2 separate regions of the Homo sapiens genome follow, and region 1 is linked to region 2. Evidence: chromatin loops called from intact Hi-C (ENCODE). Cell type or tissue: dorsolateral prefrontal cortex. All regions are shown on one strand. Links, peaks and the distances in the headings refer to the core of each region. The heading gives the core; the rest is flanking DNA.

Evidence for each region. A loop is a pair of places that touch in the nucleus more often than their neighbours do. Peaks named below come from ENCODE experiments on the same cell type or tissue, not always from the same donor. Only the 100,000 strongest peaks of a DNase experiment are listed, where the experiment ranks them.
Region 1: it touches region 2 in a loop (2.9-fold over the local background); 6 of 110 quality-filtered maps call a loop at or near these places.

The regions. Positions count from the first base shown.
Region 1 is chr6:134,443,864-134,450,816 of GRCh38, reverse strand. It overlaps CT69 (cancer/testis associated transcript 69), which reads left to right. Exons shown (of 5, transcript NR_125852.1): 4 at 2,816-2,883. The region is part of intron 1 of LINC01010 (long intergenic non-protein coding RNA 1010); the gene reads right to left. Among named protein-coding and RNA genes, the nearest start is that of LINC01010, 9.6 kb to the right of the region's middle. In dorsolateral prefrontal cortex, for the core only: no CTCF peak of the experiment used is centred there; DNase peaks (open chromatin) are centred at 4,081 and 4,426; H3K4me3 peaks cover 697 bases; H3K27ac peaks cover 2,500 bases.
Region 2 is chr6:134,561,345-134,568,297 of GRCh38, reverse strand. No RefSeq gene overlaps it. Among named protein-coding and RNA genes, the nearest start is that of LINC03002, 25 kb to the right of the region's middle. In dorsolateral prefrontal cortex, for the core only: no CTCF peak of the experiment used is centred there; a DNase peak (open chromatin) is centred at 3,377; H3K4me3 peaks cover 484 bases; H3K27ac peaks cover 2,500 bases.

The DNA.
Region 1 (6,953 bases), core at 2,957-5,456, 120 kb after region 2:
AAAATCAATTACACTTCACACCAATTTCTAAATTACTCCCACAGAGTTAAAAACCATTTTAAGTTTCTAATAAATAAAAACTCAATTTTACTGCTCCGTGGAAGTGAGAACAATTCATTAAACTCCTGAGTCCTGCTGGTTGTCTTGGTGAGGGCCAAAGAGAGTTTAGTAATTACTCACATGTGGAAAAACGGGTGTGTATGTGTTTGAAGGAGGCCTCTTTTGGACCCAAACCTTGGCCTGGTTTCCCCAAATCTCATGGACTTCTTGTCTTACTCTAACAAGAGAATTAGCCAGGGTCCTCTTTCCTATTTAGTATAGATACAGATATTAATAAAATGTGTCCAGTTGCAAAGAAAATGGTGTAGATTAAGGAGCTGGCTTAAGGCATAGCTCTGCTTCCTCTCAGGGTTAAGACACAGCTCCGTGGCTGGATCTGGCTGAAAGACTGGTGGAATAAGATTTCCAGACAGTTCTTCCCTTGGACCCAGGCAAATGGTATCCTAGCCTGAGGTGCCTGCTTTTGTTTTAAGAGGAGAGAGACCCATGAAGCCAAAGAGACATGCCCACCTGGAACCAAGGCACCCCCTTCTAGTCCTTGCTTTGGGTACCTTGAACTCTGAACTTTCTCTCCCAAATACCCTAGCCCTTCCACAGCCTGTGTGGGCTACTCTTCAAGTCACAGCATTACAGCTGTTAACTGCACTCCTAACCTGAGAAAGTCCAAAAGGCAACTCTTTGCAGGCTCCCGGGTTGCAGCTGCAATGTTCACATACACATGAGTGTGCATGGGGGTCAAGTTGCAGGACTGAGCAGCAGCTAAGAACATAAAAGGGGCAAACTATGAGTTGGAAGGGTGGAGGCCTCCATCTGTATTCTTGCACCGGCTGCAAATGTCAGAGATGGATCTGCTGCCAGGAGACCACATGTGCAAGGGCCTGAGTAACCTCCTAGGCAGAAAACATCTTAAAGGAAGAGGGAATGAAGGGATGATTGTGAGGGCAGCATAGGGTTTACCCCTTAAATTTCTCATTCATAATGATGTGAAACTCAGCCCACTTGAAGCTAAAACTTATTGAATAGCATTTGGTTTAACATAAGAAATGTTCACTAGGCCGGGCTCAGTGGCTCACATCTATAATCCCAGAACTTTGGGAGGCCGAGGTGGGCAGATGGCTTGAGGTCAGGAGTTCGAGACCAGCCTGGCCAACATGGTGAAACCCTGTCTCTACTGAAAAATAAAAAAAAAATTAGCTGGGTATGGTGGCGGGTGCCTGTAATCCCAGCTACTCAGGAGGCTGAGGCAGGAAAATTGCTTGAACCTGGGAGGCCGAAGTTATAGTGAGCTGGGATCGCACCGCTGCACTCCAGCCTATGCAACAGAGCGAGACTCCATCAGAAAGAAAGAAAAGGAAAGAAAGAAAGAGAGAGAAAAAGAAAGAGAAAGAAAGAAAGAAAGAAGAAAGAAAAAAATGTTCACTATACTGCCAAAGTTCCCTGGCCTTTTACATATAATTAAATCTTCTGGAGATTGCTCCCTGTGAGATATTGAATATCCAGCCATTTAAACCTATGATGTGGCCAACCAATGCTGCCAGAGAGGACAGATGCCACGCTAAGACTAAGAGTGAGTCCACTATCAGCTGTCTCCTCAGTGCTGCTTTTCTTGCTAAGCACAAGGATATCTCTCTGCTTGCCTGAAGTTTCACCTGTCATTCTTTGGGCTGAACTGATAGCAGCTAAAACATGGGACCCCAAATTTCAAGCTTTGGTTAAGCTGAGAGCAGAGATGTTCTTCTCAAAGGCAGTGTGGAGGCAGACATAGGCATGGAGAAAGAAGAGTGCACAACTTCATGAAAGCACTCAGTACCTGAAGGGCACTCAAACAAAACGACAGGAAAATCCCAGAAATGAGACAGGAGGGGCAGAGACAACCAGGCCCCATCCATAGACTTGCCCACCGCAGACCCTGTGAATCTGTGTAATTTCAGTTTAGGTTCAGTTGCTTTAATTGGCTGAGAAATGAGGCTCTCTATATGGAAGGAACCACAAACAAACATTTTTTAGTTCATTAAAATTTTCACCATATTGAAATAGGCTCGTTTTTGGTTTCTTTCCTTTTAAAAACGTATGTGGTGTTTGGGAGCTATGTCTCAGAGTCATCTATGTGATAACGTCACTTTTATGTTAACAGTCATTTGGTACCAGGAGTATTTTTTGAATAATTTCTTTGTTGAGATATAATTCATATACCATAACATTTACCCCTTTAAAGTGTAAAATTTAGTCTTTTTTAGTATAGCCACAAAGTTATGCAACTTTCCACACATCTAGTTCTTAAAATGTTTATCATCACCCTAAAAGTCCCATTATCCATTAGCCCTCACTCGCCGTTCTCCCTCTCCTCTCAGCCACTGGGAACCCGTAATCTACCTTCCATCTCTATGGATTTGCCTGACCTGGACACCTCATACAAATGGAATCATACAATATGTGGCCTTTTGTGTCTGACGTTTCACTTAGAATAATGTTTCCAGGGTTCATTCATTGTTTATAGCATGAATCAGTTCTTCATTCCTTATTATGCTGCATAATATTCCATTGTATGAGTGTATCACGTTTGTTAATCCATTCATCAGCTGACGCACATGTGGGTTGTTTCCACTTTTTGGCTATTATGAATCATGCTGCTATTAATATTCATATGGGTATTTGTGTGGACATATGTTTTTAATTTTCTTGGGTATATATTAAAAAGTGGAATAGCTGGGTCATGAGTGTATTTTTTTTTTGTATCTTTTAAAATCTCAAAAAGGGGAAGATGATGTTTCAAATGATCATCTGAATGCTGGGTTTCCACCTTCCACCAGGAAGTCATATGGTGTGAGTATGATCTCTCCTTCTCTTGGCTAATGAAAAGTTCTACATCCTGTAGAAACCACTGGTTGTTGAAACAAATCTGAACAGATCTTTCTCTCTCTCTCTCTTTTAATTTTCTCTCATTTTTTATTTTTAGCAAATTATCCCGGATCCTGAAATATATCTTTTGATAGAAATGACTCTGGTACTTTCCGCAACTTACTTTCTATGGAGCACTTTCCTGAAACAAGATTTGTGTTTAAATATTCCTCCTTCTACAAAGTATTAAACAGTAGTAAGTTCTGCAACGTTGACAATGGAAACCTGGCAATGTGCCCTTGTTTGACTATTAAGGAATTGCTTCCAAGTACCACAGGGCCTTGAAGACCAAAATAACACAATTACCTGGAAGGTGAACAATGGCAACTTATCAGGTGTGGTAAACACTTTTTTCCCAAGAAGATCCTTTATTCCTTCTGAATGCACATCAAGAAGGAGTGAATACATAAATCACATATTTGTTAATAAGATGTGCATTGCATTTTTGTCCATGTAAGCAGCTGACTTGATTGTACACCAACTAGTTGAAAATGAAAAATTAAGTCACAGGGGCCACTTAGCATCAAGTCACTTAAAAATAATAATTTCATGTTATTTTTGGTAGACTTTTCTCCCCTTAAACTTGTTTGTAGACATAGCTACAGTTTGAAGAAGAGAATGCTTCCTCAGAAATGTGCTACATTGATAAGATTCTGCCATAAAGAGGCAGAATCTATTTTTGACTTTTGAATTTGACTATTGTAACTGGTATTTTTCACTTTCCGTGTGTGTCATCATAGGTTTTTTCCCTGTAGATGTTTTAATCCTTTCTGGTTTTTCCTTGTTTTTTTCATGTTTGACCTCCTAAGTCCTGAATCACCAATTTCACCACTTGTGATTGTTTTCAAACTAATGTATTTCACACTTGCGTTTCGGGGATACATCCATCAGGAGAAATATTCTAGTGCCAGTACAAAGTCATCTTTCTAATTTGTTAATGCATGTCTGAAAAATACAGAGAGTGTGAGATGAGCATAAAAATAACTTGAAACAGAAGGCTGAGAAGCAAAAGGGAGAGAAAATACACATAATAAGTAGTTTGTTGATTCTTTTCCTCATAAACTAACCCACATGTCACTGCCTGCTATGGGGCTTGTCTAGTGCCTGCACTTTCACGCTTACACCAGCGGAGTTCCAGGCCACTGATTCTCAGGATTCATGCTTGTCAGTATTCATGCTTGTCATGCATGCAGCATGTTCATTTCCTGGCAACCCTTCTAAGAGATGGAATATTGTAGCCTCATTCTAATCACAAGTTTCCTCGGAAAAATTCCTTGGATGCTGTGCAAACCACTCAAATTCAATCTTTCAACAGAGATCACTGAAATGTATGACATCTGCAATTATGATTTGTATTTGTGGTCCTTGTAATTTGTGTGAATATCAAGCATCCAACATGTCAGAAACAGTTTGCTGTGTAAACAAAGGCACCAATGAGACGTAGGCTTGGGCTGCATACAGAGCTTTGCACATGCCACTCCGCGTAGCAGAGAAGAATAGGATGACACAGTCTGTGTTTTTCTCAGTTCAGCTAAGCAGACATTACTAGGCACAGTGAGCTCAAGACATGGAGGGATTATAAGAATAACTTGTTTCTGAGAAGCACAGGAGATAAACTAAAAAAAAAGGTCTGTTATAATAGAGCAGTAGATACATAAATAGCTGCTGTGGTGGTATAACCTGTGCATATACATTATTAGAAAATGAGGAATTTATTATGTGGAAATAATCCCAGAGGATTTCATTACAGGGTTAATTGCTAAGCAGACTACTGTAGGAACTATACGATTTTGTTTGTTGAAGTAAAGAGAGAATGTCTTTTGAACTGTGGATGAAGAGTAAAAGCAGAAGGGTAGAAAGTAGCCAGGCATTGTGGCTTGCACCTGTAGTCCCAGCTACTTGGGAACTAAGGCGGGAGGATCGCTTGAGCCCAGGAGTTTGATTCTGCAGTGAGTTATGATTGCACCTATGCACTCCAGCCTGGAGACAGAGTCTCCAGTGCAGTCAAGTGCAGTGGTGTGGTCTCGGCTCACTGCAACCTCTGCCTCCCAGGTTCAAGCGATTCTCGTGTGTCAGCCTCCTGAGTAGCTGGGACTACAGGTGCACACCACCATGCCCGGCTAGTTTTTGTATTTTTAGTAGAGACGGGGTTTCACCATGTCGGTCAGGCTGGTCTTGAATTCCTGACCTCAGGTGATCTGCCTCCCAAAGTGCTGCGATCACAGGCGTGAGCCACTGCACCTGGCTGAGATCCTGTCACTTAGAGGAAAAAAAAAAAAAAAAAAAGGAAAGTAGAAGGCCCTGGCAATGTAGTTTGAAATTTAAAACTCATCTATTCTACAAGTCTCCTCTAGTTAAAGGAGTTCATGTGACTTAATTCTGGCCAAAATGTCAGCAGAATCCTGCTAGGTGTCAAAGTGAGACAACTTTGCTATTCCCATGCAGAGGCAGGTGTGGCTGGCCCTGACCTTCCTCGGCTCATTCCTGCCTGGAAGGGCATGGCAATGGGGTCTGAAGCTGCGGTGGCTCTCCCAATGTGAGGGAAAGGCCAGAGAATCCTGCAACGCTGCTCCCAACATGTGGGTTCTCTTTCTGAATGTGAGAAAACGAACCTTTCTTACTTATAAGTCAATTTTTTTTTATTTTTGGAAGCCAACCAAATTCCTAATTGATATTCTTAGGTGGGTTTTTGGCCAGGAATAAGCTGCTTATATTATAGCTGTATTTGGTAAAAACAAATTTTAAAATAAAAAGTGCACATGATCATAGAATTACTTCATGAGAAAGCCATGCTTTATATCTTTCAAGTGTATTCGCTTGAAGAATCACAATAAAATAATTATATATCTCCATTTCATAATTTGTGGCTAAAAGTAGATTTCCTGATCTTTCAGCCATATTTGGTCCATTAAGCTTCACTATCTCAGACAAGCACATCTAAAACCCTCTGCATGGCTATGAATTTAATGTCAGCTAGGATTTCAAAAGACAGGTACATTTACAGTGTCATTTATTTTCCTTTAGTTTCTCTTCCAACCCCATGAAGTAACCTATTTCTGCTGGCTTTTTTTTTTTTTTTTCATATTTAGAAGATTATTTTATCCACTCCAAAATCTAAGCTTTTTACGGTGCCTTCTCAAATTTTATGAAATAAAAGTGGTTTACAAATTCATACTCCCTAAGCCCTTCAAGAATTGCTTTCCACCAATTCTAGTAACTATCAACACTGGGCAGGGAGAAGGAAAGCATTATCTTGAAGGCTGGCAACTTTTGTCAGAGCAGACATCGACTATGAAAACCACAAGGAGGCTGGGTGCTCCTGCCTGTAATCCCAGCACTTTGGGAGGCCAAGGCAGGCGGATCACTTGAGGTCAGGAGTTTGAGACCAGCCTGGTCAACACGGTGAAACCCTGTATTTTTAGTCTCTACTAAAAATACAAAAATTAGCCAGGCATGGTGGCAGGTGGCAGGTGTCTGTAATTCCAGCTACTTGGGAGGCTGAGGTGGAAGGATTGCTTGAACCCAGGAGGCAGAGTTTGCAGTGAGCTGAGATCAAGCCACTGCACTCCAGCCTGGGCAGCACAGTGAGACTCCATCTAAAAAAAAAAAAAAAAAGAAAAGAAAAAGAGAGAGAGAGAAAACCATGGGGAACCATTTGAGCTAACGGATCCCATCACTTGTTGGTTCTCAAAAGCTTTGGGGGCACTTTTTAAAAATAAAAAGTCTGAGATTCATCTCCAGATATTCTGACCCAATATATCAGGAATAAAGGCCAGAAATATGTATTTTTATTTTATTTATTCTTTTATTTAAGACAGGATCTTGCTCTGTCACACAGGCTGGAGAGCAGTGGTGCAATCATGGCTCACTGAAGCCTCGACTTCCCAGGCTCAGGTGATCCTCCCACCTGAGCCTCCCAAGTATCTGGGACCACAATCACACACTACCATGCCCAGCAACTTTTTTACTTTTTATAGAGCTGGAATCTCACTATA
Region 2 (6,953 bases), core at 2,317-4,816:
TAGGCTTTTATTTTCATCTGGCATTTATGTAGTAGGACATGAGATGGAAGAAACAATAAAAACAGGCCACAGACAGAACTAGGATACAAAATAGAAAGATGACCTGCAGCAGAACTAAAACTGGGTTAGAGATACACTTGCAACCATTCCTGACAGATAAAACAAAACAAAAAACCAACATCAGCAACAATAGCAAAAACAACAACTGAACTCCTTCAATCTTCCTTGTTCAGAATTCTTTAGTGAATCAAAGATTAGGCAGAGAGAGAGCACTATTACCCACACCTAGGTGAAGGAGACATCCAGATAGGGAAGGAGCAGCTCTCAGGGGTACAACCAGCACAGGCACATCCAGGCCAGACATTCTTGGATGAGGTAAGCTGGTGCTGGATGGTTGAGTACAGCATAGTGATGAGATCTCTGGAAGCCCCGTCACAGAGGCAGTTTAAGAGCAGGGCAGAGTCTCAGAGAGGGGAGAGCTTGACTGGAATTTGAGAGAATAATTAAGAATGGGCCCAGCTCATACAAAGGTGACTGTAGGGTAGGAGATCTGCAAAGGAGTCCAGAGGACAGTAGTGTCATAGGCCAAGGTCAACCCAGTGGAAAGAGGAACCAAGGCTGCAAATAAGAGCTGAAATTCACCTCCCAGGTCTAATGGAACCATTTGATGCTAAGGCCTATGAGTAAAAGTTGAGCTGAAGGGTCTCCTGGGAAGAGCAGGGGGCAAAGAACCAAAGGAGTAAGGCCAGAGGGGGCAGCTGGTAGCTGATGTGCAAATATACTGATTTGTGTCAGTTTGCTGAATGGTCTAGTCTTAACTTGGCTATTGCTAAACTCAGACTCCTCCATCTTAAGTGAAGCTAGATAAACTTACTTTTTTGCTGTTCTTCTGGAATCTTTTAGACATTGATAACATATGGGTTATCATTGCAGACACATTCCTTCCATCCTTACTAAAGCAGGTTAATACACTCTTTATAAAATAGTGTCCAAACAGAAATCATTTTGAATTTAGCAGAGACATCCTAGGGTGGAAGAGCAATTAAAAGACCATCTTATCCACTGCTTTGGAAACTTCTTTTAGCCATGGGTAAACACAGTTTAAACAGAGGTACAATATGTAAAACAGACCCATGGGGACCTGCTTTGGATGAAGAGAGAGGGCATTTGTTGGGCATGGAACAGGGAACTTGGAGCTCCACTGGATGGCTTCTCACCAATACCCATTCCTTGCTCAGAGAGCAGAGTCTGAAAAATGCCAGGTCAGCTACCACGTTTTTATTCCCTTTTTTAGTCTCTATGTCACATAGCTGCCCACCTGCAGGGAATAAACCTCAATCTCCGAAGCAGAGATTTCTTACTTTGGCCAGTTCTTTTTTTCTGTACCACCAAGCTTTGTCTTTCTGCAGCGTCTATCCATCAGCAGTCCTTGATGCCACATTAAGACATTTTATCCTGGGATCCGATTATTTAAATCAAAGGATTTTACAAAATTCCTAACCTGTATCATTGGAATATATCCTTGCCTTATTCCTTATTATGTACATTATCGGACTGTAAACAAAAAAAAGAATATCTTTTTTCTGAGAAAGGGAGAATCTGCTGGGAGGCAGTCTCAACAGGATTTAGGAAATAAATAACATATAAATTAATCACATGATACATAAACAAAAAGCATGGTTCCTAAAATGAAATTGGTAGTCAATGTTGGAATGTCAAATAAAAACAACTGACTGTATCATTGCCTTAGTAATAAAAATTTTCTTGATTAAAGAAAAAAAGCTGAAGCCAATTCAGGTTTTAAAAAAAGCATATTGAAGAAACATATATATAGAAGAAGTAATGCACAGTTGACCTACAAAGAAATAGTATACACACTAGGCATCAAATTTAACTCATCATTCTGAAGTGATATACATTATTTAACCCCCAAAAGGTAATTAATTAAAAGTACATAGTAGAATTGTCCTTTGAATGTCATGACTTATCTGTAGCACAAGTTCTGTATTCAGAGTCTGTCCATGTATAATTTATGATGATGAACAATGATCTTAGATTGGCATCAGGCTAAAGTTAAGTTTGATTGTCATAAGCAAAAATGGACTTTCTGATTGTTGCTGATAAGTTCATGAAGGACAACAATGTGAATGTAGCTGCCAAACAGGTTAATATGATTTTAAACGATAGAGAAATATAGCTCTGGGTAGTAAAATCTAGGTTTGGGATTTAAGTCAAAGGATAAGGGTCCAATCTGCTGTGCACACTTGGGATATCTTAAAATGGTGTGTATTCTAAGATTAGTGGACAGAATGGAAACCAGATTATATTGAAAAACAAAGGAAATGGGAATATCCAATTTGGAGAAGAGATACCTCATGAGAGATTTGACAGTCATTCCCAGGTCCTGGAAGGCTGTCATAAGAATAACAGAAACATAGATCTTGTCTCTACATGTAGAAATGTCCAAAAACAAAATGGACAGTTACAGAAGAATTCAGATTCTTGTAGTGAGAGTGTTCAAAGGCCAAGGGTCCACTTGGTGGAGATATTTCAGTTAAGAGTTTTTCAAACTGTGTTTCAAGACCTATTGGAGAATCATAAAATGAGTGAATTAGAATCCTCTAATGACTTAGAGGATCATTATATTTGTCTTTCCTTTAAAGAAAACAAAATAGGAAATAGCATTTTGAGCCTGCAGGAAAAGTACATATTATTTTGTTATTATTTTATAAAACTTGTGTTACACACACACACACAGAGTATGGTAGGTCTCAGCAAAAAAAATGAATTTCTTCTTGTAAATTGCAGTCAAAAAAATGTGAAAGTCAAGGTTTGAGTCATCATCTTCATCATTGCCAGGTGAGGACCATGAACCAGACACACCTGAGCTGGCATTTCAGTCACAAAACTTTTAGTTGTTTAACCTCTCTGTGGTTAAGTTTCCCCATTTGAAAAACGGAGAAAATAATCACAGTTGCCTCTGAAATGTATTTATACATATTGCGTTTTAAAAACCTAAATACTTAACATGTTTTAATGATTATGTACATAATCACTTCTGCCTTTTAGTTTCTCAAAATAAAAAAGAAAACCCAGAGTTTTCTCTTTAACCTCATTTTTTCCCTTTCTTTCCTTGGACACTGATATGTACAGATAAATCAGTAGGACCACATCCTTGGGAACAGGTTGTGGGGGCAGGGAAGCGTAACAGAGTATGTGCTCAGTTCCTTAATACAATAACACGATTCATTCCCAAACTCCCAGATGTAGCTCCATTGCATTCTGCCATGGCTTTGGAGGCAAAGGAAGCCTTCCCATTTTTACTCAATGGCTCTTTTGCAACTGTTCACTTTGGCTGTTGGTGTCTCCCCAGCTGGAACTGGACATTCATGTTATCAGAGAACTGAACGTCTCAGCCTCTCGCGTGTAAGATCCATTGTCTAACATGGGCTGCTGTGTAGGGTGCTGTACCATTGGCCTTTATTGCTGTTTGGGTAACAGGAAGAAACCTGGTACTTTTGTACTGTTCAAACACTCATCCTATTCATGGCCACTGTTTATACCAGAGGAAAATGTTCTCACAGAGAGACCAATAATTTAGAAAATATTTGAACAGGAGGTTGAATAGCTTCTATTGGAGTCTTTATCAGTGATCTCTATTTCTGAATACAATGCAACTCTGTTATAAAGTGTTCCTCTCCACTGCAGATTTGGTTTATTGCAAGCCAAATCTTGCTCCCCATGTACAGAATAAAATCTCTATCACCACAAAACAAAAAGGCTATACTATGTGTAGTTCTTTTTTTTTTTTTTTTTTTTTTTTTTTTGAGAGGGAGCTTCACTCTTGTTGCCTGGGATGGAGTGCAATGGCGTGATCTTGGCTCACCGCAACCTTCACCACCCAGGTTCAAGCGATTCTCCTGCCTCAGCCTCCCGAGTAGGTGGGATTACAGGCTTATGCCACCATGCCCAGCTAATTTTGTATTTTTAGTAAAGATGGGGTTTCTCTATGTTGGTCAGGCTGGGCTTGAACTCCCAACCTCAGGTTATCCACCCACCTCGTCCTCCCAAAGTGCTGGGATTACAGGCGTAAGCCACTGTGCCCAGCCTACTATGTGTAATTCTTATTCCTGACTTCTGGGATAATAGAATAAGCTATAGTAGCAGTAGTAATAATAATTATATATATATATACAAAATATTTTAGAAGATGAACAAACTGAAGCATGAGCTACCATTGTAGATATTTCAGAAAGTGCTAAAGTTTATTATCACTAAACATATAAAAGTTTTCCAAATTAGAATACTGAATTGGGTACATGCAAAAGAGATTTAGACTCAGAGGAATATCTATGTGTCTGGAAGTTTTGTGAGCTGCCAAGGTCTTTCTCCACTTTTGAGTAGAGTAAACCAGTATCACTGAGAAAGACACAATTATTTGAAATGGTATTTATGGCATATATTGGATTAAAGTCCTCAAAGGTATGTAGAAATAACAACTTTATTTATCTATAAATTAATTTATAAATTAATTTAATGTCTATTTCCAGCCTCCTTGACCTTAGATTGTGTATGGCATTTCCCTGGCCAAGGCTTCAAGAGCATAGTAGCATCTGGTCCTCAGGTCATCTTCTCACCTAGGCATCGTCTGAAATCGTCTGAAATGACCTTGGTCTTACTGGTCTCTCATCACTGTTCATACAGATTGATGCTGGGTTGTCTCATGTCCCCAAATGCAAAGCCACATTGCATTCAGCTGTCTCTTACGTATTAGCATGGCTCTCTAGGGGGCACAGAGGTCATTCGGCTGCTCCTGAGCCCTGCTAGACCATCAGAGACTCCCTGGGCTCAATGCCATTCCCACATGAGCAGGAGACCTTCTTAATCCAGAGTTACTTTGAGACATGAAAAGACTGAGCCTCCCTAAGGATTGAACACTTCATGTTCTCAGATTCTGCTTCTTCATCCAAACTGAACTCAAGGTACCTGAAGCTCTAAGACTTTCTCTTCCTGTACACACTGTGCAGCTACATCTCTTCTGGTCTTGCTCCCTCTCTTGGGTTAGTTACACCAAGGGAAAAAGCTTTGGTCCCTGTCTTCTCAGATACCGCAAACCTGTCTGGGGTTTTGCTGTCATTCCTCCCCAGGGTTTGGCCCCTGGGAGGGGACAGGGCATAGGAATTATCTTACTCAGGGATGCACAATGTCTCTATTTCTTCCCTCCCTCCACCAAAGACCTTCACTGGAATCCTGAGGATTCAGAAAGCTTTGTTCTTGATGCAATTGGTTCTCTTTGGGGTTGCCAGGGAAAAGCAATCTATTCACCCCTGTTTTAAATGGGGAGTCTCTTTCAATATAGAGGAAATCAAATGGTGGCTGTGGTTGATGACATATGTCACAGGTGCAGAGCACTATCCTCAATTGCAGAGGGCAGGTGGGTAGTTTGGAAGATTTCCAAGAGAACTCAGTCTTTACCTAATCTGACTCATGGGCGTTCCACCAATTCACTCATTCACTTGTACATCCATTAAGCATCTATTGAACACTTATAATGTACTGAGCACTGAGGAACAAACCTGAATAAGATATGGTCCTTGCTTTCATAGTTCAGCTGGAGAGGAAGAGAACAAAAATGCAAACAGATAATTACAATATAAAAATGTAAATTTCATAATAGAGGGATGTCTGAAGAACTAAGAAAGCACAGTGGAGGGAACTACAAATTCTGCCTAGGGCAGTTGGGGAAGGTTTCACAAACAATCATTGCAGTTATTTTGACCAAAAGAATATTGAAAAAGTGTGTGTGTGTGTGTGTGTGTGTGTGTGTGTGTGTGTGTAAGGGGAGGAGTATTTCAATGTATCCTAATTTGCTTAAAAAAATACACAATATATGGTCCTATTTCTAAAAAATGGAGTGAGCTCCTCTGATGTCCTAAATGCTTTATACCTTCCCTTTTTTGAAGACGTATTCATCCTTCTAATGGGCAGTATGCTTTCAGAAGGGCTTCATCAGTGTGATCAATGGACAGGCTACGTGGTATATTAACAGATATAATATGTCAATAACTACAATTCTATTTTTGACATGAATTAGCTATTTTCTTCTTAAGTTTCTCTCTGGCACAGTTCAGTTCCCTCTACTAAATCTAGTAAGTTTTTATAGCAGTGATTATCTGAGACCAGAATAGATGGTCTCGGAAGTAATTTAACTCTTCAAAGTGGTTCAAAGGAACTAAAAAAGCTGGAAAAGCAGTGCTCTCATGTAAAGTAAGTGAGGAGAGAGACAAAATGAGATGAGCTGAAAGCCTAGGCTTTATCTTACAGGAATGAATAATTAGTTACTCAAAGATTAAAGACTAATGGATTTGGGACTGGTACTTAAAAGTATGTTTCACTTTCTAATGTTCTCTGAAATGAAACCTAATGAAGCAGATTTCACAGCAGTTTCCAAAACCCATACAAAAGACAGATCCTAAGAAGTGTAGCAGAAATCAAATGAAAACATCAAAATTTATAAATATGTTTTGAGAACTTTCATTTCATATTTATCCCTTTAAATTTAAATTTCATGAGGACCCATGGAGTACTATTCAGCCATAAAAAGGAATGAAATAATGGTCTTTGCAGCAACTCGGATGGAGCTGGAGGCCATTATTCTAAGTGAAGTACTCAGGAACAGAAAACCAAATATCGTATGTTCTCACTTATAAGTGGGAGCTAAGCTATGAGAACGTGAAAGCATAAGAATGATATAATGGACTTTGGGGGTCTGGGTAGGAATGGAGTGAGGGATAAAAGACTACATATTGGGTATAGTTTACATTGCTCAGGTGTCAGGTGCACCAAAATCTCAGAAAGCACTGCTACAGAACTTATCCATGTAACCAAAAACCACCTATACCCCCAAAACTATTGAAATAAAAATAAATAAATAAATGAAAATAAATTTCATG